3 separate regions of the Homo sapiens genome follow, and regions 1 and 3 are each linked to region 2. The links are chromatin loops, found by intact Hi-C in ENCODE. Cell type or tissue: heart right ventricle. All regions are shown on one strand. Region 1 overlaps TGFBI (transforming growth factor beta induced). Region 2 overlaps SMAD5 (SMAD family member 5). Region 3 has its middle 23 kb from the start of LECT2.

The links. Hi-C counts contacts between places; a loop is a spot of excess contacts. Peaks named below come from ENCODE experiments on the same cell type or tissue, not always from the same donor. Only the 100,000 strongest peaks of a DNase experiment are listed, where the experiment ranks them.
Region 1: a loop joins it to region 2, with 4 times the contacts of the local background. A loop is called at or near these places in 33 of 110 quality-filtered maps.
Region 3: a loop joins it to region 2, with 2.6 times the contacts of the local background. A loop is called at or near these places in 7 of 110 quality-filtered maps.

Annotation. Positions count from the first base shown.
Region 1 is chr5:136,060,510-136,068,509 of GRCh38, reverse strand. TGFBI (transforming growth factor beta induced) reads right to left here. Exons shown (of 17, transcript NM_000358.3): 14 at 7,574-7,676; 15 at 6,931-7,010; 16 at 5,823-5,847; 17 at 4,692-5,324. The coding sequence ends at 5,284. Among named protein-coding and RNA genes, the nearest start is that of TGFBI, 36 kb to the right of the region's middle. RefSeq lists a silencer at 5,733-5,832. In heart right ventricle, CTCF peaks have their summits at 1,455, 3,786 and 5,726 (motif pointing right); DNase peaks (open chromatin) are centred at 1,609, 3,779 and 4,159; H3K27ac peaks cover 3,686 bases.
Region 2 is chr5:136,170,300-136,178,299 of GRCh38, reverse strand. SMAD5 (SMAD family member 5) reads right to left here. Exons shown (of 8, transcript NM_005903.7): 6 at 5,645-5,866; 7 at 3,668-3,924; 8 at 1-963. The coding sequence ends at 820. Among named protein-coding and RNA genes, the nearest start is that of SMIM32, 19 kb to the left of the region's middle. In heart right ventricle, a CTCF peak has its summit at 4,050 (motif pointing right); no DNase peak of the experiment used is centred here.
Region 3 is chr5:135,973,853-135,981,852 of GRCh38, reverse strand. No RefSeq gene overlaps it. Among named protein-coding and RNA genes, the nearest start is that of LECT2, 23 kb to the right of the region's middle. RefSeq lists an enhancer at 6,066-6,567. In heart right ventricle, a CTCF peak has its summit at 4,246; a DNase peak (open chromatin) is centred at 4,252; H3K27ac peaks cover 3,903 bases.

The sequences.
Region 1 (8,000 bases), 110 kb after region 2:
AACTTCATCTAAATTAAAGATGTTTATGCATCAAAGGACACTGTCAACAGAGTAAAGAGGCAACCCACAGAATGGGAGAAAATATTTGAAAATCATATATCTGATAAGGAATCAATATCAGAATACATAAAGAACTCCTAAAATGTAATAACTAAAAAAGAAAAAAAAATTTTTTAAATGGGCAAAGGAATCAAATAGACATTTCTCCAAAGAAGAAATATAAATGACCAATAAGCACATGAAAAGAGGCTCAACATCACTAATCATTAAAAAACAAAACAAAATCAAAACCACAATGAAACATCACTTCACATTCAATAGAATGGTTATTACCAAAAACCAGAAAATAACAAGTATTAGAGAGGATGTGGAGCAACTGGAATCCTTGTGCACTGTTGGGGGGAATGTGACATAGTGCAGCCACAATGGAAACACTATAGCAATTCCCCCCCCTCCCAAATTAAAAATAGAATTACCATATGATTTATCAATTCGACTTCTGGGTATAACCAAACTAATTTAAAAGAGGGACCAAACTAATTTAAAACAGGGACTCTGACAGACATCTGTACACCCACATTCATTGCACCGTTATTCACAAGAGCCAGAAGGTAGAAACAAGCCTAATGTACATCAAAAGATGAGTGAATAAACAAAGTGAGTGGTATATATATGCAATGGAATATTATTCAGCCTCAAAAATGGAGGAAATTCTGACACACACTACAACATGGATAAGCCTTGAAGATATTATGCTAAGTGAAATAAGCCAGTCGCAAAGAACAAATACTGATTCCACTTACATGAAATACCTAGAGAACTCCAATTCATAGAGACAGAAAATAGAACAGAGATTATCAAGGGCAGAAGGGAAGGGAGAATGGGTAGTTAATGTTTAATGGAACAGATCAGTTTTGCAAGATGAAGAGATTGGTTGCACAACAATGGGAAATGTACTGAATACCACTGAATTGTATACTTAAAATAGTTGAAGTGGTAAATTCTATGCCATGTATATTTTACTAAATATAAAATATATATCTGATCATTGCACACCCCTCTCTATCTCCCTCCCCCAACTAAAACCCTCCAGTGGCTTCTCATTGTCTTAAGGATAATGTCTAAAATTCTTAATACTAATTATGATAGTACTTAGCCTATGAGGCCCAGTACAGTCTAGCTCCCAAACCTCTCACCAGAGGAATTGTCTCTCTTCTCTCTAGCCACACAAAACTCTCTCACATTTTCTCAGAGCCTTTATGACACTGTTCTTCAGACTGAATTCTCTTCCCCACCCTCTTCATTCTTCAGGTCTCAGTGACCTCCATCGCCTCCCCAAGTGATGGGGAGCTCCAGCACTGCAGGGACTGTTAGGGCCTGCATGGGTGACAGGGTGTAGCAGCTCCAGGGAGCCTCCTCTAACAGGCCTGAGGCCAGAGCTCCAGCTGCTGCCTTCCACCTCCAGGTCCTGGAGTCCTCTCCCCAACCACAAGTGGGTGTGCTGTGCCTGTTTTCTCTGCCTAAGGCTGTGTCTTCGGTTTCCCATGCAGGGGTGTGTGTGCATGCATGCATGTGTGTGTGTGTGTGTGTGTGTGTGTGTTTGTGTGTGTGAATGAATGTGCGTGTGTATAGAGGTTGTCCCAGACTCCTCCCCTCTCCACCCACCACTTATTCTCTGGGCTGGCTCTCTGGCTTTCTGGAATGGATGAGTTTCTTTCCCTGCCAGATAGGGATGGCCCAAGGTGGCCTCATTTGACTTCTCTGGACAGGGCTTCGGGCCCATCCCTCATTCCATGACTTTCTCTCCTGGCTTTGAAAAGAGTTCTGAGCATAATATTCCAGGCATCTCTTCTAAGAGCATAACACTGAATTATGCTTTCAAGCACAGAGGTATTTTCCTCTCTTTTTTTCCAGACATGAGTTCTGGGGCACTCGTGGCTATTGCTAATTCTTAATGCCCTGGCACCATAGAAACAAGTTATGTTCTAGGCTGTGCAAGCAGAGACCTGGCCTGCAGGGGCTTCTCTGGAGGGTAGGGGGTTTTGAGCCCTTCTGACCACCTGGCATTCATGTCTGCTTGTCCATGGCTGCCTTGACTACCCCTCCTGGCCTCTGGTATAGTTGAGCAGAAGGGAGAAGCGTGGTTAAGAATGGCTGGATTTGTGTTTCAGCCTCTTCTTATTCTGTGACCTGGCAAACTACTTTAGCTCTCTAAGCTTCTATTTCTGCAGCAGTAAAATGAGAATTTTAATAGTACTTACCTGTGTCATAGTATCAGTGCAAGTAATAGAAAAAATAATGCACATAGGTGCATAGCCCAATACAGCAGGCCTCTCTGGCCCCATGGCTGAGCTGGCCTCTCAGTTGGCCAATGTGGCCAGGTTTAGGCCACCCCTGTCCCCTGTGTGGGAAAGGCATACCCCATCCTGGGAGGCCTCAGGGCCCAATGCTGAGGGTCTTTGCAGTCCTCTCTACATCCCAGAAAGCTTTGTATTCCCAGAGTGACAGCAAAGACAGAAGTGGACTAAGAAGAGCCCATTCCCCTTCTTCCTCTCCTTCCATTTCCTTGGTTGGGGCTCAGTGGTCAGGGCTCAGGCAAGGCCTGGGCAACCTCCTTCTAGCTTGGGCTACCCTCTGGCCTTCTGATGGGGTGAGGCACACCTCCCTCCCCAAAATCACCCACCCCTGGAAACACACAGTGCTGGCCCCTCAGCTCTAAGGGTCCATCCTCCAGATGGCAGCCCTAATGAATGCTTAGCCCGAGTCTTCATGAGAAAAGAAGGGGTATGGATGGTTAGGAACCAAAAAAGGGAATCTGACCTTCTTTGGTGGGAGGGGAAGGCTGCGCCTTGTCCTCAACCACAGGGAGGATTTCTCTCCAGGGAGAGTTTGGAGCATAGAGTGGAGCCCACATTACTAGGGGGTGGGGCAAAGTCAGGGCAGGGAGTGGCAGGGACAAATGAAGGGGAGAACTGGAAACACACATCTTAGTGTTTGGCATTTATAATGGATCCTGTAGTGATTTTTACTTTAAATTTAAGGGTCTTTAAAACTTATGCTGATCACCTCTTTGGTTTCCGAGGTCATCTTGGTAAAGTGCAGTGTGTGTATTTTAGGTGCTCAAAGTGAAGCATAGCATAGGATACCCAGCATGAGCAAGGCCCTCACTAGCCGCCCAAGCCCGCATGGCTGCAGGGGAGGTGGGAACAGCAGGACAGAGCTATGGGAGAGTGACGGGAACTGAATTCACACCCAAGGTTAAGCCTTACCTCTCAGGACACCTTCTCCCTTGGTCCCCTAGCCTGATGCCTTCACCTTCAGGTAAGTTCCTTCCATTCCTCTCATCTCTTCCCACTTCTGGGAGCTCCTGGGCATTCCTGCTTCCAAATCCTTCATTATCTGTCACAGAACCACAGTGCTATCCTCAGAGTCACTAAGAACACACAGGCTGTAGTGCCATTATCTGGTTGACAATTCTCTTCCCCCCCATCAGTAGAGAAGCCTCATGAGAATGACATGTCTATTCCCCAGGGTCTAACATGGGGGTGCACATAGGTAGCCCTCAACAAATATTTGTGGAACCAATGGATGAATGATTTTAATGGATTGATGTCATATCTCTCTTTCCTCAGACTGGAAGCTATTTAAGAGAGGGCCTCTGTCTGCCACTACCATTGCTGTATTCCCAGCAGCAGTGGACTGACCAGCAGTAGTGCTGGGGATATATCTTTGGGTCATTGGTTCCATGAAGTGAAATGAGCTCCGCCTGCTGGAGTGAATCAGCCTTGGCAGAGATGGGTGTGGGTGGGAAGGAGGTCTGTCCCATTCTCTAGGAAAGTGGGCCAGCCCACCTGTGGGAAAGACACAAATAAAGGCTCTCTGGCGCATTGATCCTGAGCAGTCCCAGACGGCAGGATAAAAATAAGGCCACCTAATGTTGTACCAAGCATTTTATATAGATCATCTCATTTCATCCTCACGATGGACCCATGAAGTAGATGTGACGGTCATCTCCCTATTACAGAAGAGGAGACCCTGGGAGGTCACATGACTGGCCCCAGGCCACACAGGTAGGGGGCAATGGCACCACAACCACATGATATCACCTCTCAGAGTCCTGAGGATATTCTAGATGCCAGAGATTACGGGAGCCGGGGAAGGAATCTGAATGTGGGTTGGCACAGAGGGGATGGGCCTGGAAAACCTGGACTTATGCTGTTGTCAGTGGTGGTCACTGAGAGTCAGGAGGTGTGAGTTCCAGTCCCAGCTCAGCTATTTTACGTGCTGCTGGTGGTTCTCCCTTCCCTGGGCCTTGGTCTCCTCATCTGCATAATGGGATTATGCTGGCAACCACTTCACAGGTTGGTGCTGAGGACTCAAAAGTCCAGCACACAGGCAGGGGATCACCATGCTGGAGGGAAGGTACTTCCAAGTAATAAGAGGAATAAAGTGCGGGGTGAAGGCAACACTGAAAACTTGAAACCCCAGGACCGGAGGAGGGTGAAATAAAAACCTGTTTGGCAAAGACAGGCTCAAACCCCCATGAGCTGTCTGGCTGTCTGAGGGCTGGCTGCTGGAATCTCCCCAAAACCATCCCTCGGGGCTCCTTTCTGAGCTTCTCCAGAGCAGAATTGAGGTGTGGAGGAGCATGACGGCCTCAGGTCAGCACACTGTACCATGCACACAGGACGTATGTTTCTTTGGTTTTATTATTACAAACACACCATGGCTCTGTCACAATAGGGAAATCTAAGCTCTACATACCATTTCTTTTCTACCTGGACAGGGCCCCATAAAAGCCTCCAAGCCACGTGTAGATGTGAGACACATTTGACAGAACATTTCAACTCATAGCTTATAATGATGCCATTTCTCCAGCTGTGCAAGGGCTTTACAAAAACTGTGCCAGGACTTCCCATGAGGCTGGATTGCTTGATTCATGTTTTATGAGCCCCACAATACTGAAGCTCCTTTTCCAGGGACTTGGCATAGGCAGTCAATTCCACATTTGGGATAGGTCCTCTCTGGAAGTGAATGTCAGGCAGTGACATCCAAGTTTCTGCATGCAGTGGGTTAACAGCCATGTTTAGGGGGAACATGATTTAAAAAGTACATCTCTCTCCCTCCTCCCCCACATGCACAAGGCTCACATCTCATTATGGTGCGGCCCATGTACATTAAAGTGTGATACTTGGTTTTGAAAACATTCAAACAGTCTCTGTGGAAATCTGAGAGAAATTGGCGGAGAGCTGCCGTGGTGCATTCCTCCTGTAGTGCTTCAAGCTAATGCTTCATCCTCTCTAATAACTTTTGATAGACAGGGGCTGAAAAAGAGAAGTTGGTAACGTCAAATAGGTGCAGATCTCCCCATGTCTGTCTAGGACACTGTCAGAATCTCAAGGACCAGGGCCAAGCAGCCTCCTTCTGCCATGCTCTCCTGCACATAGCAGGTGCTTTGTGGTTTGTGAAACTTCACTCTTTACTCAAGGCCCGATGTTCTGGTTTTCTGTACCTATCAACTTGGAACTAGATCCTCACCATGGGTTCCTGCCAAGCCCTTTGCAATATTCCCAGACTTCCTAAGCTGAAAACTCACCTTAACCCTAAAAGGTTGTTACTCTTATTATCCTCATCTTACAGAGAAGGAAATGGGGTGCTCTGGGTCTGACCCCAAGTCACCCTGCTGTTCTGACTCCAAAGGCCAGGCTTCTTTTACTGCACCATGATGTTCTTATCTATATACAGCAGATGGCAGGCTTGGGCTTGCTTGGGGGTAAGGCCTAAACAGGTCTGCAATGACTTCAAACCCAGACCAGACTCACCTAGTCGCACAGACCTCTGGGAAGCCTGAAAGAAAACACAAGGTGTCAGGTTTTCTAGTGAAAGTTATACCTGCAACTGCTTATGACAATGGCTTTGCCCATTGCCACCCCTACTCAGAAAAAATGCTGGGGCGAGGAAGAGGAAGGGGAAGGTGGAACTTATAGGCACCAGGGAGTTCCTCAGGTGGCCTTGGCAGACATAAGTTGTGCAAGCCCCTATCAAGTGTGCCTTCAGGTGGACATTCCTAGGAGACCCCCAAGCCAGGCTTTCCCACTGAGACTACAGCCTAGAGTTGAGGGAGCTGGGGCTGCACAGAGGTGGCCTCAGGAGTAGAAGCTCAGGGCCAAGAATCCTTCTCGAGGGCACTAAGGAGACCCCTGTGTACAAAAGTAAAGTGACACAGTAAGCTCCAGGCCTCTGGGTTTAGGATGGCTCCCTGCAGCCTCTCCTCTTGAAGTGCAATCTTTCTGTAAGGCACTTCACATTCCCAAGAGGCTCCACCTGACCCGAAGTAGCAAAAGAGCCAAGTGGGGCACTGAGCACTGGGCAAGCTGGGGAGCAGGAAAGGAAGCTCAGAAAGAGCCAGAGAGGGTTTGAGAGGGAGGTGGGGCTGGGGCAAGGAAGGGATGGCTCCACACACATAGCGAGCCCAGTATCCCTGTATCCAGAATACATACAGTGCCCAGGAGAGCCCCAGCCTCACCCAGGATGGGCAATGCCATGGACAGCAGAAGAGTGACCCAGAGGCCCCGGCTCAGGGCAGGCCTGGCCACTGTAAGATGAACTTGGGATGGGCTGCCCTCTTGGGCAGATGGCTTCCAGAGCTATGTCTGTTCTCTCCAGCAGTGACTTCCCCATGATCTGAGGCTCAGAGGCCTCGGTGTGAAAGCCTGCGCTTTGGCCCATGAAAGCCAGGGAGTTGCCTTGGTTCTTTACTCTGAATTTGACACAGGCTGGGGCTGAGGATGCCTCAGTGGGAGTGGGGAGAAGTTTTAAGAGAGCCCTGGGGAGCAGCCAAGGAAGACAGGGGCTGGAGAGGCTCCTCTATGGCCCAAACAGAGGACCTGAGGCTGCTCAGGCTAGGCGCAAACCTAGCAGGCATCTTACCCTGGAAAACGCTGATGCTTGTTTGAAGATCTCAAGCGCAGAGTCTGCAAGTTCATCCCCTCTTTCCTGAGGTCTGTTGGCTGAAGAGGAAAGAAAAGGCAGGTTTGACCAGAGTGAAACCATTAGCATGTCATTCATAACAACCGTGACTGAGGGGCACTGGTGGGCTTTCTGGCTCACATTTCCAAAGACATGTTTTCTCCATAATGTTTCATAACTCATGGTAGAACTTGGCCCATGGGGAGAGAGCACCAAGAAAGGTGAATGCACACATGAGGAGAGGCAGGACTGAGGTTCAACTGCACTGGAGGCAAGGAACATACACTGAGGTGAGATGCTGTAAGAGGAGTGCTGGGAATCGCGCGGACAGCATCCACGCGAATACAGAAAACTGGGCTGTGTCCGAGGGGAGCTAATATAGCTGGGCAACTCCGCAAAGAGCAATGTGTCCTCACATTCCTTAGTGTGGTGCATTCAAAACCAACAGCTCCCAATTCACTCTGCAATCAGTCACATAGGCACAGTTTAACTATCACAATTACATGTTATTCTCATCATTGTTTAGAACAGTTTTTCTTCTCTCCACCAACTGCCACATGAAGAAAAGGACTGGCTGCAGAGTCAGTGGGGATGCGACACTTACCTGGAGGCTGCAGAACATTGGTGATGACATGGACCACGCCATTTGTGGCCATGATGTCAGGCTCGGCAACAGGCTCCTTGTTGACACTCACCACATTGTTTTTCTAAAAGAAAAACAGAGTAGTGGTTGAAAGTAGAGCATTTATTTATACATTTATATATTTATTTTATTCATTCAGCAAGTGTTTACTGAACAGTTTTCGTTTTTTTCCTTGTTCTTTGTTTTTGAGATGGAGTTTCAATCTTGTCGCCCAGGCTGGAGTGCAGTGGCATGATCTCGACTCACTGCAACCTCCGCCTCCTGGGTTCAAGTGATTCTCCTGCCTCAGCCTCCAGAGTAGCTGTGATTACAGGCATGTGCCACCACGCCCAGCTAATTTTGTATTTTTAGTAGAGATGTGGTTTCACCACGTTGGCCAGGCTGGACT
Region 2 (8,000 bases):
TAGAGTTCTTGCAACATTGTCCAAAAGCAGCAAACATAGTTGAACAAGGCTGTGCATGCACTGTCACTAGCTATAAAGTAATGCTTATGACAGATTTTGAGTAAATGACATATACTTGAGATCAGTTATTTGCAAAAATTTTTTTAAAAAAGGAAATGTCTTACAAAAGATATATAGCATGAAGTCACATTACACTGAAGAACACTTATCTGTATTAAATGTAAATTTTATGTCATCTAGAAAACTATCATTTTGCTTTTACTGAACACTACCAGTTACAGCAGTGCATAGTGTTCATTCAAATAAAACTTTATAGTTTCTTTTAAGCCCCTACCATACACTTTTGCAAAACAATGAATTGTACTTTTTTTTTTTAAGTTGGTGGGACAAAGAAACTGGTAAAAGTACAGCTTCTGGAAGATCGAGAGTAGGAGGGAAAACTTACTCTTCACTGTATATGCCCTCTTATAAGCTACTATAATTTTTCATCATGTGATGCATTTTCAAATAAATTTAATAAAAAATTGTTAGGGCAATAAAGTAAAAGCATGTTCCAGTTTAAGATCAATGCCAAATTTCTGAACTGGGGCATAATACTTACTCTGCATCTTTTACAACACTTCTAAGAGTTAATCACATGAACATGAATACAAACAAATGTAGATTCATCACAAAATACAAATGTATTGGTCACAATTATGTAGAAAAAAATAAGCTGTAATATCTGTTTTCAATGTAAGCTCACAGTATCTGTACTCAAAGTTTCTCTAAAATTAAAACAAGTCCACTAACAATATAATTGAAAAGAATACTTCTGCATTATGAAACAGAAGATATGGGGTTCAGAGGGGAGCCCATCTGAGTAAGGACTTTATCCAGCCACTGAAGAGGCCCATGAAGATGAATCTCAATCCAACATGGGGTGCTGGTTACATCCTGCCGGTGATATTCTGCTCCCCAACCCTATGAAAATGAACAGATATCATCACAAATCCCTCTTTAAACTGTCAACCACTCTAAACCAATTTTACCATAAGAAAAAGATAGCTTTTAACAGTAGAGATATGTAGAAGTTACATAAAGAGAATAACTATCACAAAACCAGTCTTAGTATTCACCATGAAATTAAAAGACAACAGCTACATTATTTAAAGATTCATGAATTCTAAAATAATATATAATTCCCTTAAAAGAAACCCTTAGAGCCAGTTATAGTTCATAATTTTTTTTAATCTTAGAAAGGTAACACAGTACAGTATCTCATAATTAAAACAAATATTTCTGATCTGAGATACATTCTCCCTTAATGGGATAAATGCAAAATAGAAAATCACCACTAGAACACCACAGTAATAATTACTGTAGACAAGATATATTGAAGAATGCAAAAATTGTGGGTAAAATATAAAGGAGAAACAGTGTATTTACATAGCCCCAAAGAATCTGCCTGCAAATATTTATAAATACCATTTTCTCTTAATTTCTTTGTAAGACTTAATGACTATTTAAAGGAAAAATTTTAACTGTATTATAAGATATAATGTGCAGATGTAAAATTTATGAATAGCACAAAGAATAAAAGAAGGTAATTAAAACTCTTCAACAGCAAGGTTTTCATATTTTACATTCTAAAAATAGTACAATATTAACTCTAGGTAGATTGGGGTATGTTAAAGATAACGTGGTAATTCCTGGAGAAACCACTAAAAAATGTAAAGAGATGTCACTTAAATACTAATAAAGGAATCATATATAAAAAATCAAAATCAAAATCATAAATAGCCTCATGTAAGATCATGTCACATGTCAGAGTTTCTTTTTTTTTTTTTTTTTTTTTTTTTTGTGAGACAGAGTTTCTCTCTTGTTGCCCAGGCTGGAATGCAATGGCGCAATCTTGGCTAACTGCAACCTCCGCCTCCCAGGTTCAAACAATTCTCCTGTCTCAGCCTCCCTAGTAGCTGGGATTACAGGCACCCACCACCATGCCCGGCTAATTTTTGTATTTTTTAGTAGAGACAGGGTTTCACCATGTTGGCTAGGCTGGTCTCGAACTCCTGATCTCAGGTGATCCACCTGCCTTGGCCTCCCAAAGTGCTGGGATTACAGGTGTGAGCCACCTCACCCGGCCCAGGTTTTTTTTTTTAACGAAAAATTTTTTATTTTCAAGTTGTTTGAATATCAGATAAGGCATTGTAGATATTGATCAATACATGCATGTATAATTTAATGTGGCAGTCACATAGTGATTATCCTTTAAGGTTGGAAATTACTGGGATGAACTGAGCTGAAATCTTTAGCCTAAAACTGCAGATAAAAATTGAAATAGAAATTTTTCACTTTTATTTTCCTGGATTTATCAGGTTCTCTGGTTTACTGCTTATGGTAGTCTTGGCCCAGGAAAACTGGGTTGGGGAGGGAGGGCGGTCAGGGGAGTGAAGAACATTGGGGAGTGGAGATTAAAATAAATATGCAAAAGTCACATTACTGTACAAGAAGGCAGAAATACCTTCAGGGTAACCAGTAAACTGATGTATACAATAGATCTACAGCAAAGTATCATGAAAACACTGGACTGGGGCTGAATACCAAAAAGAAAAAAACCCATGCACAGCGTGTGACAGGTGCTCTTCTTGTGCTAAATTCTTAAGAACCATGTAGATACAGTACAGATTGCTTAAATATGTAGATACAGTACAGATTGCTTAAATACATGACTAAAATTCTTTTCAGATTTTAAGCACAAATCTTTGGAATGTCAATACAGTCAGGTGAAGAGAGTAGATGAAAAACTTGAAAAGTTCCTTTGAACTTTGCAAATCCTTAATATTAAGGTTGGTGGAAAAGTAATTGTGGCTTCTGCCATTACTTTTAATAACAGTACTTAGCTAGGAATGAAATAATTTTAGTATTCTAAAGAATTCTGCCAAGTCACCCTAATGAAATCTAGTAATAATAATCAAAACTGTTGAAGTTAAGAGACTCAAATAGCAATTTTAATATTAAATGCTGATATGATTTGGCTGTGTCCTCACCCAAATCTCATCTTAAATTGTAGCTCCCATAATTCCCACATGTTGTGGAAAGGACCCAGTGGGAGATAACTGAATCATGGGGGCAGTTTCCCCCATACTGTTCTCACAGTAGTGAATAAAGTCTCATAAGATCCGATAGTTTTATAAGGGGTTTCCCCTTTCATTTGGCTCTCATTCTCTCTTGCCTGCCGCCATGTAAGATATGACTTTGCTCCTCCTTCACCTTCCGCCATGATTGTGAGGCTTCCCCAGCCACGTGGAACTGTGAGTTCATTAAACCTCTTTTTCTTCATAAATTACCCAGTCTTGAGTATGTCTATTAGCAGCATGAAAATGGACTAATACAAATGCTTTCTAGAAATTTAGTCTTTTAACTAAAATTCCTTATAATCTCAGCCCCTATTCAATATCAAAATCAATATCAATCATGCATTTTATAATGTCTAGATTACAAAATGAAATCTTAGATCTATTATGTAGTTAAAATTACAAATTCAATAATTTTATTTAAAAACCTGTTAAATCAGGCCAAAAGCAATTATCAACTTTCATTTAACAATTTTTAAAAATTATAACCTAAAGTCATAATATACACATTTATAGTGACTCAAATTATGTTAGAGGTCACAACTCACCTTGACAAAACTCATCCGAATGGTACACATTTTGGTGAGCTCATATACTGCCTCAAACCCATGGTTGACAGATTGAGCCAGAAGCTGAGCAAACTCCTGATTGTTAAAAATTTTGAGGCTGCAGCTGCTGGGAATCTTACAGACAGTGGTGGGATGAAAGCCATGATGAAAGTTGCAGTTCCTACTCTGTACAAATATGCTGCTGTCACTGAGGCATTCCGCATACACCTCTCCACCAACATAGTACAGATGAACACCTTAAAAAGACAAACATCACAAGAGTCAGCTAAAAGAATCATTACAATGAAACCAAATAGACTGTATGGTGCAACAAAAGTACCCATTAATCCACAGCAAACTTCCAGCAGTCTTTAGACAGAAGTTACCACTAGATGGCCTTCTGCTGCCAAAGATAATCAAGAGGTTAATGTCTGCCTGCATCTACAAGAGAAGCCTCAAATAGGCAGCAGATTAAGTTATCCATTTTTAGGTTGTTCTCTTTTTCCTTTCCCAACAATCATTTATCATCTCTATGAGAGAAAGAGAGGGCTAAAAAAAAAAAACCCCAAATCATCTTTTGATGAGTCCTTTCAAATAAATCCTCAGTGCTATCAACTATCATAAACAGTCATTTGACAGACTTTTGCACTCTTTGTGCTAACAAAGAGGACAGCAACACTAAAAAAAAACCAAAGTTACATATATAATTTCAGGTCATAAGAAGAGCTTTGAAATGGCAGATTTATCTTACTTAAAATTTTTTTATATTTAAAAATATATATGTTCCTTTGCAAGATGTGAGGGCAAAAAAAATAAAAATTTTAAAAATATATAAATATGTGGAAATAGTTTTAACATTAAATATTCAAATTATATAACTAAAGCTAGTCACCTAGTATTTTCCCAACATATCCCTCCACCACCCCAAAACTAACCCATGAAAGAAAAGGTCCTAGAACTATATGCTGGGGAAAAAGAAAAAACTGATTCTAGAATTTCAAAATTCACAAAATAGATTTCCCTTAAATTACTTCTACTGTGATGGAAGAAAAAAAAAATCAATGCCTAGAAGTGAGGCACTTCACTGAAAAAACTAAGGCAAGTTGGCAGTAAACTCAAGACAATGAAAACTTTGTTTCGTAACTTATTTTTGGCCGCAGGATTTTTTTGAATCACTTCTATAAGAAATCCTATCACAATTATATTTATTTACCTTTTATTCCTATTTTGGACCAAGATGCCCTCAAGTTAAAGAAGCAAAATGCAGCAAGGGGTAAAAACAAAACTTCTCAAGAAACAGGCAATACACTTTACCTGGGATGGGTTTCCTTCCTGATCACTTGATGCATGAGACTTTGACATTTTATTGCAGTATGAAAAGGGCCCGGTTTGTTATGGCAACTATCTGCAGGATGAATTATTAATAAAACCTTATTGCCTAAATTTAAAAGATGGGAGCAGTGGTGGTGAAGCCACTGGAGTATCATTCACACTAGATTTCCCATTTCTAATTCCGCTCCTCTCACATCATGGTAACACTTACAAGTCATCTCAACCCAAAATACTCCACAAATACCTTAATTATAAAATTCTAATCCTTCACCAGCATTCATACACAATATTCCATAAATATGTGTTGTGTATTTACAATGAGGCACTCTTCTAGCTACTGGGGATACTGCTGTGAACAAAGCAAGTTCCTGTACAGCTTATGTTCCAGTCAGGGTAACACTCAAAAAACAAAGTGGTAGTATGATTTCAGATCCTTAGCACTGGGAAGAAACACTAAGCAGGACAAAAAAATGAGGGAACATCATGTCTTTATTTGATTAATACATTCTTCAATATCGGCAACTTAAGGCAGAGGCCACGTGTCAAACTTCTTTGTATGTTTCTAGCACCTTTCACAATGCATGGTTCATGGCAAGTACAACAAATGATTGAATTCGATTAAATGTAGGAAAATGACAAGATTACCTTTTCCAATATGTCGCCTAGTGTTTTCAATTGTCGAATTACGATTAACATTTGACAACAAACCCAAGCAGAATCTACTTTTGTTATTTGAAGGATCTGTGAATCCATCTACTAACACACTAGTAGAAGATGCATGAAAAGCTTCTCCAACACGATTGTTTAATTCATAGTAGACTATTGAACACCAATGTTTAGGCTCTTCATAGGCAACAGGCTGAACATCTGTGAACAAACCAGACACAGAAAGAGTTTAATACATATCAGAAACTCAGATTGTCCATGTGTTTATCTTTTAACCCAACCCAAGTATTACATGAAAAAGAAAATTTTCAGATATTTCACAAGTCTCACTGTCCTTCCTAGCTGTGAATCTATATCCGAAAACAAGCACTAGAAATCAGCTTGAATATGACAATTTAAAAAGTTATAGAAATACCAGGATCGGCAATAGTCGTAGCTTGCTCAGGCTATAAAATACCGTAAGGCTGAGTGGCTTAAACAACAGAAATTTATTTCTCACAGGTCTGGGGGCTGGGAAGTCCAAGATCAAGGTGCCAGAAGATTTGGTAACTAGTGAGGACCTGCTTCCTGGCTTGCAGACAGCTGCTTTCTCACTGTGTGCTCATATGGCCCCTCCTCAGTGCATGCTCTTAGAGAAAGATCTGTTTCTTTTCCTCTTCTTATAAGGGAACTAATCTCATTATGACAATCCCACTCTCAAGCCTAATTATTTCCATCTTCAAATACCATCACACTGGTAGTTAGGACTTCAACATATGAATTTTAGGGAGATTCAATATGGTCCATTAGCATTCCACCCCAGCAACCCAAAATTCACATCATTCTTACATGTAAAATACACACATATATTCTATCCCAACAGCCCCTGAAGTCTTAACTCATTTCCACATCAACTCTAATGTTGTAAACCCAGTATCATCCAAATATCATCTACATATGACATACGAGACTTGAGGCAAAATTCCTTTCCAGCTGTAAACCTATGAAACCAGGTAAGTTACGTGCTTATGGTGGGACAGACACAGGATAGACGTTCCCATTCCAAAATGGAAAAACAAAAAATAAGGGAGTGATGATGGGTCAAGGAAGCTGAAAACCTAGCAAAGCAAATTGCATTAGGCCTTAAGGCTGGAGAATAAACCTCTTTGGTTTGATGTTCTACCCTCCCAACCCTCTGGGTGGAGTGAGGAGGTGCCCAGGCCTTGGTTCAAAACATGAATTTTGGGACGACACAATTCAGAACATAGCAGCAACAACACATTTTTAATTGTTTTTCTAACATAAACTAATTCAGGTTTAAATTTGAGACAAAAAATTCTTTTTCAGAGACCTGAAGGATTTAACTATAATCAGTATCTGTAAAATTATTTTAAACAAAAAAGTTAAACTAAAAAACTAAGTGAGACTCAGCAAATTAGGAATAGAGGGGAACTTCCTCAGCTTGATACGGAACATCTACAGCTAACATCATACTTAATGGTAGGAAACTAGAAGGTTTTCTGCTAAGATCAAAAACAAAGCAAAGATGCCTCCTCTCCCACTTTTCAACATCATACTGGAAGTCCTTGCTAATGCCATAAATAAATAAAAGGTACACAGATAGGAAAGGAGGAAATTGTCTTTGTTTGCAAATTACATGATTGTCTATGTAAAAATAAGAAAGAACTGACCAAAAAATTCCTGGAACTAGTAAGCATTATAGCAAGGTTGCAGGATACAAGGTTAATAAGCAAAAGTTGATTGCTCTCCTATACAGCAACAATAAACAAATGAAATTTAAAATAAAAAAATTATAATTTACATTAGTATCCCCAAAATTAAATACTTAGGCACAAATATAAAAAAATAGGAACATGCTCTATGAGGAAGACTACAAAACTCTGATGAAAGAAATCAAAGAACTAAATAAATGGAGAAATACTGCACATTCAAGAATAAGACTCAATATCGTCAAGATAGCAGTGTTTCCCAGCTTAATCTATAGAGTAATAATGCCAATCAAAATCCCTGCAAGCTATTTTTTGGATATAGACAAAATGATTCTGTACTTTATATGGGGAGGTAAAAGCCTCAAAATAGCCAACACAATATCAAAGGAGAAGAATGAAGTCGGAGGACTGACACTACTTCACTTTAAGACTTACTATAAAGATACAGTAATCAAGATCATGATAAAATAAAAGAACAGACAAACAGATCAAAGGAGCAGAATAGAGTTTAGAAATAGACCCAAGTAAATACAGTCAACTGGTATTTGACAAAGGAGCAAAGACAATACAATGGAAGAAAAAAAAATCTTTTCAAAAAATGATACAGGAAACAACTGGACAGCTAC
Region 3 (8,000 bases), 200 kb after region 2:
TAGGGATGCATTCTGCTTCTGCAGGCTGGCTGAAACAGACTACATGTGTCTTAGCCAATTTTGTGCTGCTATTATAGAATAGCAAAGGTGAAGTAATTTATAAAGAACAGAAATTTATTTCTCACAGCTCTGGAGGCTGGGAAGTCCAAGATTAAGGTGCCAGCAGGTTCAGTTGTTTGATGAGGGCCCAGTCTTTGCTCCCAAGATGGCAACTTGAACAAGTGCAAGTCCTCACATAGCAGAAGAGTCCAAACCCACTTCTGCAAGCCCTTTTTGTAGCGGAATTAATCCACTCATGAGGACTCTGCCTCCTATTAGGCCCCATATCCCAACACTGTTGTATTAGGGATTAAGTTTCCAATACATGAATTTTGAGGGACACATTCAAACCATAGCAATGTTCTATTTAGGAGACCAAGATTATGTGACTTGATAAAAAAATACAAAACTCTAGGCCAGGCACAGTAGCTCACACCTGTAATCCCAACACTTTGGGAGGCCAAGGCAGGCAGATCGCTTAAACTCAGGAGTTCGAGACTAGCCTGGGGAACACAGTGAGACCCCATCTCAACAAAACATACAAAAATTAGCCAGGCATAGTGGTGCACGCCTTTAGTTCCAGCACTCAGGAGGCTGAGGTGGGAGGATCACTTGAGCCCAGATGGTCAGCTGAGATCACGCCACTGCTCTCCAGCCTAGGTGACAGACTGACACCCTCTCTCAAAAATAAATAAATAAATAAATAATGCAAAACTAAAATATATACCGTTTACAAGAGCTGTGTCTAAAACACAGAGACACAGAAAGATTGTAAATAAAGGGTTGAAAAAGATAACAGGGAAACCACTAGGTTAATATTCAAAGATAAAGGACTTTAAGGTAGACTGCATTATCAGAGATAAATAGTGACATTACAAAAAGCTAAATTATTCAACTCAGAGGATGATGTCACTATTCTAAAATTGCATGCATCTAATAAAAGAGCCTCAAAATATAAATGCATGAATCAAGTTTCCAACACTAACAGAAACAGAAATGTGCAATCATAGTGGGAAATTGTTACACAACTATTTCAACAACTGACAGAACAAATAAACAAAAATCCAGTAGAGATATAGAAAATATAAACAACGTGATTAGCAAACTGACAGAATGGACACATTTTCTACATTGCATACCAAAAATGTAAAAGATGCACATGGAATATTTACAAAACACTGACCAAGTGGTAGTTACATAGAGCTTTCCTTTTTGATAAATCATCGAACTGTACATTTTCATTTTATGCACATTACTGTTTGTGTACTGTTTCTCATAATAGTCTGGAAGTTCCCTGTCTAGAACTATTAAGACCCTCCATGGTGTCAAAGACACAGGCTCTTTCTACCTTGTTATTCCACTATATATATCTTCCATTTTTAAGGCGATCTCCTGTCCAAATGCCTGCTCAAATTTCTAGCCATTGAAACACATCCCAATCACAGGAAGGAGAAAAAAGGAAGCGAGGGGATTCACAACCTCCCTTTAAAAAACCCTTTGTAGAATCTGCAGGTACTATTTCTGCTTATATCTCAGTAGCCAGAACTTAGTTACTTTCACACCTAGCTCAACAAAAATTTGAGAATGGAGTCTTTATTTCAGTTGCCATGTGCCCAGAAAAAAATAAAATAAAATAAAGGGAGGACGAAGATTCTATTGCTACACAAGAGAGATAAAAATGTTACCTAGATATTAAAATAAAGGGGGATTTTGATCTTGTTTAATGGATTTTTCCCTCAGACCCAGACAATCGTCAACATAGAAAAAGACAGATTTTACTCCCAAGGACTCCTCTTTGCCTATATTCCTTTTGTGTAGTATGAGGGGGGATTGAATGGGTCAGGGAGAAACAGGCAAGTTTATTTACTTGACTTGGCTTTATAATTGCACCCATACCCTAAACATACTACTTTTAATGAATAGGCTGCAGAGGTCTTGCTTTTTTGAGTTAAGATGAGTGAGTTGCATGGAAACTGAGGTCATTAATAAATACAGCATCTATTCCAAGTATGATGTCCAAGTCTAAATCAAACACAACTGTTGAAAGGCCAGATGTTATTCCCATTGCTATATTTCAGTGTTTTCCTGGAAGTGATCTCACCCTGATGGTAATGCCGTTGTCCAACTGTGTATGCTATTTATATCTAGAACCCCAGCTTTCAGGTTTAAAATGCACCAAACTGCAAATAGCTATTGCTTTGAGTGCTGAGCCTGTCATGGGGAATTTAAGAAGAATCCTTGAGTTGTGATGTGCTAACTTGGATGGCTATCAGGAAGGAAAGAATTTATGTAACTTGTAAACATGTAGATATATTGTGATAGAGTTCTAATGCATGGCTCTGAGAAGCACCTTCATTCATATTCACCAATGCAGGGAATCAAAGACTTCACTGTCCCCTCTGTGAAGAAGAAATTTAACTGCAATTAATTATCTCCTACAGACTAAAAAGTGTATAATCCCAAAGACCAAAGGAACATTTAGTCAGAGCCATAAACAATGCCAATACTTAAAAAGAAAACACTCTCAGAAAAAAGTGTGATGATGCCTTTTATCTGGTGTATTAAAACAAGAAAATACACCAGATAAAAAGCATCATAACACTTTATTTATTTATTTATTTACTTATTTATTTATTTATTGCTGAGATGGAGTCTTGCTCTATCGTCCAGGCTGGAGTACAGTGGTGTGATCTCTGCTCACTGCAACCTCCACTCCCTGGGTTCAAACAATTCTCCTGCCTCAGCCTCCAGAGTAGCTGGGATTACAGGTACCCGCCACCACACCCAGATAATTTTTGTATTTTTAATAGAGATGAGGTTTCACCATGTTGGCCAGGCTGGTCTCGAACTCCTGGCCTCAAGTGATCCACCCACCTCAGCGTCCCAAAATGCTGGGATTACAGGTGTGAGCCACTGCGCCTGGCCCACACTTTAAAATTTGGAGGCAAAGAGAGTCATCACGAGAAAATAATCTGTTTTTGAAGAATATCATAGACTTTTTTTTTTACAAATAATTTGTAAAATATTTTGGTTTATGCATTCATCTCACAAAAACATTATTTGTATAGAGGTGATTACGATGCAGTTACTAACACATCTATAGCTGCATACACTTTTAATAGTACATTTACATAATAGATGTGAAATAGAACATTTAGCTGGCTCCTATGAATATCAACATGAAGACAACTAGTGCGTAAGACTGATAAAAAAAACAAAAGCTAACATTCCTGAGGTACTTCCTATCAGGCAGGTTCTGTGCTAAGTGGTTTATATGCTTTATCTCACCCAATGGGAGATTCTACTATGGTCTCCAATTTCAGCAGAGGAAAGGGAGGTGTGGGAAGGGGATGTTACTTGCCCAAATCCTTGTGGCTCTTGAGAAGTGGAGCTGGGACTTGAGTCCAGGTCTGCTGGCTCCAGATCCTGTCTCTGTAGCACCAGATGGCACGGCCTCGGATTAAGTGAGACATACATGCTATGAGAGCTTCGTCCACTGCTTGACCCATACTGAGCAGCCAATAAAGGCTTACACAAAAGCAGACTAAGGCAGGCTGCAATCCACACCCCATCCACAGCACTGAAGGCTCCCAGAGCACAGTTAAGGTAATGAAAGGTGCTGGGAACCTCTGGTTGAGGGTCCCTTTTTGGTGCTACCTCTGCCTGTCAGTTATCTACGAGTTTCAACCCTGCCTAAGTCACTGAGGGGCTGGATGGCTACGGGACCAATCCCTTCTTTCTGGACTGGACTTTCTTCTGTAAAAGAAGAGGATTTGACTAGAACGATTCCTAAGCTTTCTCCCCGCTCTGAACTTCTACCACCCAAGTCATCTCTAAGCTTTTGCGTGTGAAAATTAGTCCAGAAGCCCAGGGAGGCCCGTACCCGCCCTGAACATGTAGGAAGGGATTAACCATCCTAATAAAAAAGACAGCAGTGCTCTATGAAGATCAGCATTTTCCACCAAGGATGAACTTTGTTTCAATGGCAACAGGCCATGGTGGCAAAACTGCAAACTTCTAGTGTGGGCATGACTCAAAACCAGAGGGCCAGGGCAGACCTTTAGAATAGCTGATGGAATCGAATTATTCCACCGACTTTCACAATCCTGGCCATTTCAGCCCCACATGCGTCAGTCAGGATTGGAAATTGACGCAGGCTGTGGGGCTCTGGAGTGCTGAGGCAGAAGCGCCGAAGTCCGCTCAGCGGCGCCCACTAGCGGAAGGCCACAGAGCGGCGGTGCAACGGGACGGCTCAGGGCTCCAACTGCTCTGCACTGTGAAGCTGCAAGTCCTCCCTTGCATCATCGCACAGGGAAACGGAGGGAGAAAGGCCACCAGCTCCTTAGAGGCAGAGTTGACCTCTTGGCGGCCATTATGGTCCATGAAGAAATTCCCTCTGTACAATACACTAATTTTTCTTCATCATAACCTAACACATAGTATTTATTTATTGCAAGATGCTGGTCACCGTATTAAAAGATAATACAAATTTATTCAATTTTTTAATCCAAGAAAATGTAAAACATCTGAAGAAAATCTTGGTTCTTTTGATTCTGTCATAGTTTAATAACTGTGCAAATGAATGCTTGGGATCCCTGCTCCCATGAATATTTTATTAGGGGCAAATGGTTTATAGAGATAATATTGGAAATAAGAATTATTTGACAGATATTTTAAACATTTCATGGGTGACTGGGACGCATATTGCAAATTCTCAAACATCAAAAATCTGACAAAGTTCACCAAATAGTCTCAAAATAAGTTTATGGTAGTAATGTCATTTATTTACTGGATAACTAACCAACACTTAAAAAAGTTAAGCATGTTTGGGTTAAAGTAGCGTTTGACCATGTTAGGGAAGCCCAGTTCTTATCCTTAGAGAGGTTGCATTCTCACAGGTAAATGAGATCTATACAAAGGATACAACATAAGACTATAATTCTGAAATAATTTAAGTGTCCTAGAAAAATGTTCTGAAGGAGTTCAGAGAAGGAGTGCAGAAAATCTAAAAACAAGTAGGAGAACCTCATGGAGTGAGTAGGACTTGAGTTGAAACTTAAAGGATGGGAAGGGCATTTAAGTAGAAGGGAAGGAAGAGAAGAGCGTGTTCGGGGTAGTCAAAACTCATAAGGACGTATGGTGATGATTGGTACAGGAAGGTGTTTCAGGAAAGAAAGTGGGTATTCAGAGCCCTCCTGCCATGGCTTACCTCATTTATGGCTTTAGCCTCTAAAACTTCTCCCTTGTTGTCAGTTGGCTTCTTTCTTGCCTTTTATTTATTTATTTGCCTCTTTTCTAGTCTAGAACTCATGGTCAAGCTTGCTGAACATGTGCTTTAGCGACCTTGCTACCTCCTTGTGCTGTGGCTCCTGGGCAGCCAAACACTAGAGGAGAGGGCGCTGGGAAGCCAGGCTGTGTGGCAATTCTTTTGACCAGTTGCCATACATCAGCTGCAGTGACCAGCCCAAACGTGTTTAACTCAAACTCACATTCATTTCCTCGCCATCCTCACACCTTCTACTTACCTCATCTCGGGAGACTGGGGCTATTCTACATGAGCTCCCCAACGTACCTCGTCTCCACTTTAAATTGTTTCTTGATTTTCATTCTTTCTTCACCTGTGTCCCAAACCACTCCCTCGCATTTACACATCACCTCCTCAGGTGAGGCTCAATCGTTAGGTCCTCTGACTCTCCCATTTGAAGTGTCTCACAAAGGAGAGCACTGTCTTTGCTTTCAGGCATTCTGTGCTTTAGGTGAATGTGAAACATACAATGGAAAAATCTCTGTTACACGTATTCAGCCCCGGAGCTCCCGTGATTCCCAGAGAGTGGGTATTAGAAGTGATCCCAAAGAGACCGCCCCTGGGAAGGGAGAATGGATATAGATGACAGCCTCCTGGAGTCAAGGTCAAACAGTCATCACTTAACTTGTCTGAGCTTCAGTTTTAGCACAAGCAAAGAGCAAGAACAAATGAAGCAGTAAGTGCAGAAGCGAAAAGGTGCTTTGTTCTCTTTAAAAGAAGCACACTGAGGAATGAAGTCCCCTGAACTGCTAAATGGAAGATTTACATGCAATCCTTCTGCCTTTGGCGAGGCAAAGTTTTTTATTTTTTTAAACAACAAACTTTTGGGAAGAAAGGAACAAACTGCAACTTTTGACAATGAAAAAATATTCCAAAATATTTGATATTGAGCAACAAAAGCACTCAGCCATTTAATAGGTGATTGGTGTTTCAAAAACCATGGGTAAAAAAATCTCTTTCAGCTAACATGGCTCTTAAATGATCCATTGGAACAGGCTTTGTTATTCGTTATTGAAAATGTGGAGATCTCGCTAACCTGAGTTTCTCTCCCTTGGTGGGAGTCTCTCTGCTTGCTCCAGCATACCACCCACTCTTCGCTTTTCTCTGGTAGCCCTTCTGTTTCTGTATGGTTTGGCCCTGGGAAAATAAAGACACATGCAGAGTGCTCACAAAATGCAAAACATGCTAATGAATGTGGGAATTAGGGATGTTTCCCTGGCTCAATCCTTTCATTACGTCTTATTTTTCCTGTAACTCCTCATCAAAACTTTAAATTAAACAGGCCATATGGAAAAAGCTTTCAATGAGATTGTAATTAGGTATATAAAGCTTTCATAAATTAAACCAAGAACAGGAAATTTTTTTTGAAATCCCATGAAGGCACTCACAGCGGCAGGCTCCTATGGCACGCCAAGCTCTGCTCCTGTTCTAGTTCAACTCCTGAAGTCAAAGGACATAGTCAAAGTCTTGCTCCTGAACCAAAGGCACTACAATGGTTTGTTTGACGGTTAGCTCTCTGTGTCAACTTCGCTCCGCCATGGTACCTAGATATTTGGTCAAATGACAGTCTAAATGTCACTGTGAAGGCATTTGTAAGATGAGATTAACATTTAAATCAGTAGGCTTTGAATGAAGCCGATTACCCTTCATGATGTGAGTGGGCCTCATCCCATCAGTTGTAGGCAATAAGAGAAAAAAGATGGAAGGCCCCCAGGAAAGAGGGAATTCTTCCTCTAGACTGCCTTTAGATTCCAAGATGCAACATCACCTCCTCCCTGGGTCTCCTAGCCTGACACCTGCCCTGCAGAGTTTGGGCTTGCCACCTCCCACAACTGCATGAGCCAATTCCTTAACATAACTGTATTTATCTATCTACCTATCTATAAATATGTATAGCTCCTATTGGTTTTGTTTCTCTAGAGAACCCTAATACAGATGGGTGCTCTTTTGTTAATTGCAAGAGAAAACATCATCTCCAACAGAAAGAAACTGTCTGAACTTGAAATCACAGAAGATGTTTCCAGGCTAGGACTGTTACATTTTCCCTGAAAATTTCTGTTTACCCTGTTGCCTGGCTAAAGTTCAATTTAGGTAGGGTGATGCACTCTGAAGGTCACATTTTCTCTCTTTTATGTCCAGCAGATCCAACCAAGTTTCTTTCCTTGACAGTTCTTATTTAGCAATAACAGAAGGGATTGTTTTATATCTGATATATGTGCTCATAAAAAATTTTAAAGTAAACTTTGAAAACAGATAAAAACATGAATGTATTTAGTTCTTGCCCAAATGCTTTTAAACCTCCAATAATTAGTTCCCTATTCTCTCTCATAGCAGCCAGCAGAAATATTCCTGGAACAATTCCAGATCTCCCTAGAGTCAAATGAAATTCAGAAACTCCAACTTTATTGTTGGAAACAGGGAAGTAGGGGGCTTAGGCTTGGCTCCCAATGCCCTCTACAATGCTTCACAGGCTCAGTGAGCTACAGGACACCCAGCACTTCCTCCACTTGTCTCCCTTTTCCTGGGTCCATGCTCACCCTCATTCTCACCTCAGGGCTTGACCCCTCCCAGGTTCTCAGTCTTTACTGGCTTGCTTTCCTCCTTACCCACCTTCATGTTCTTTCTGTGCAGAGTTCAGTGGCATGCGCACTGCACA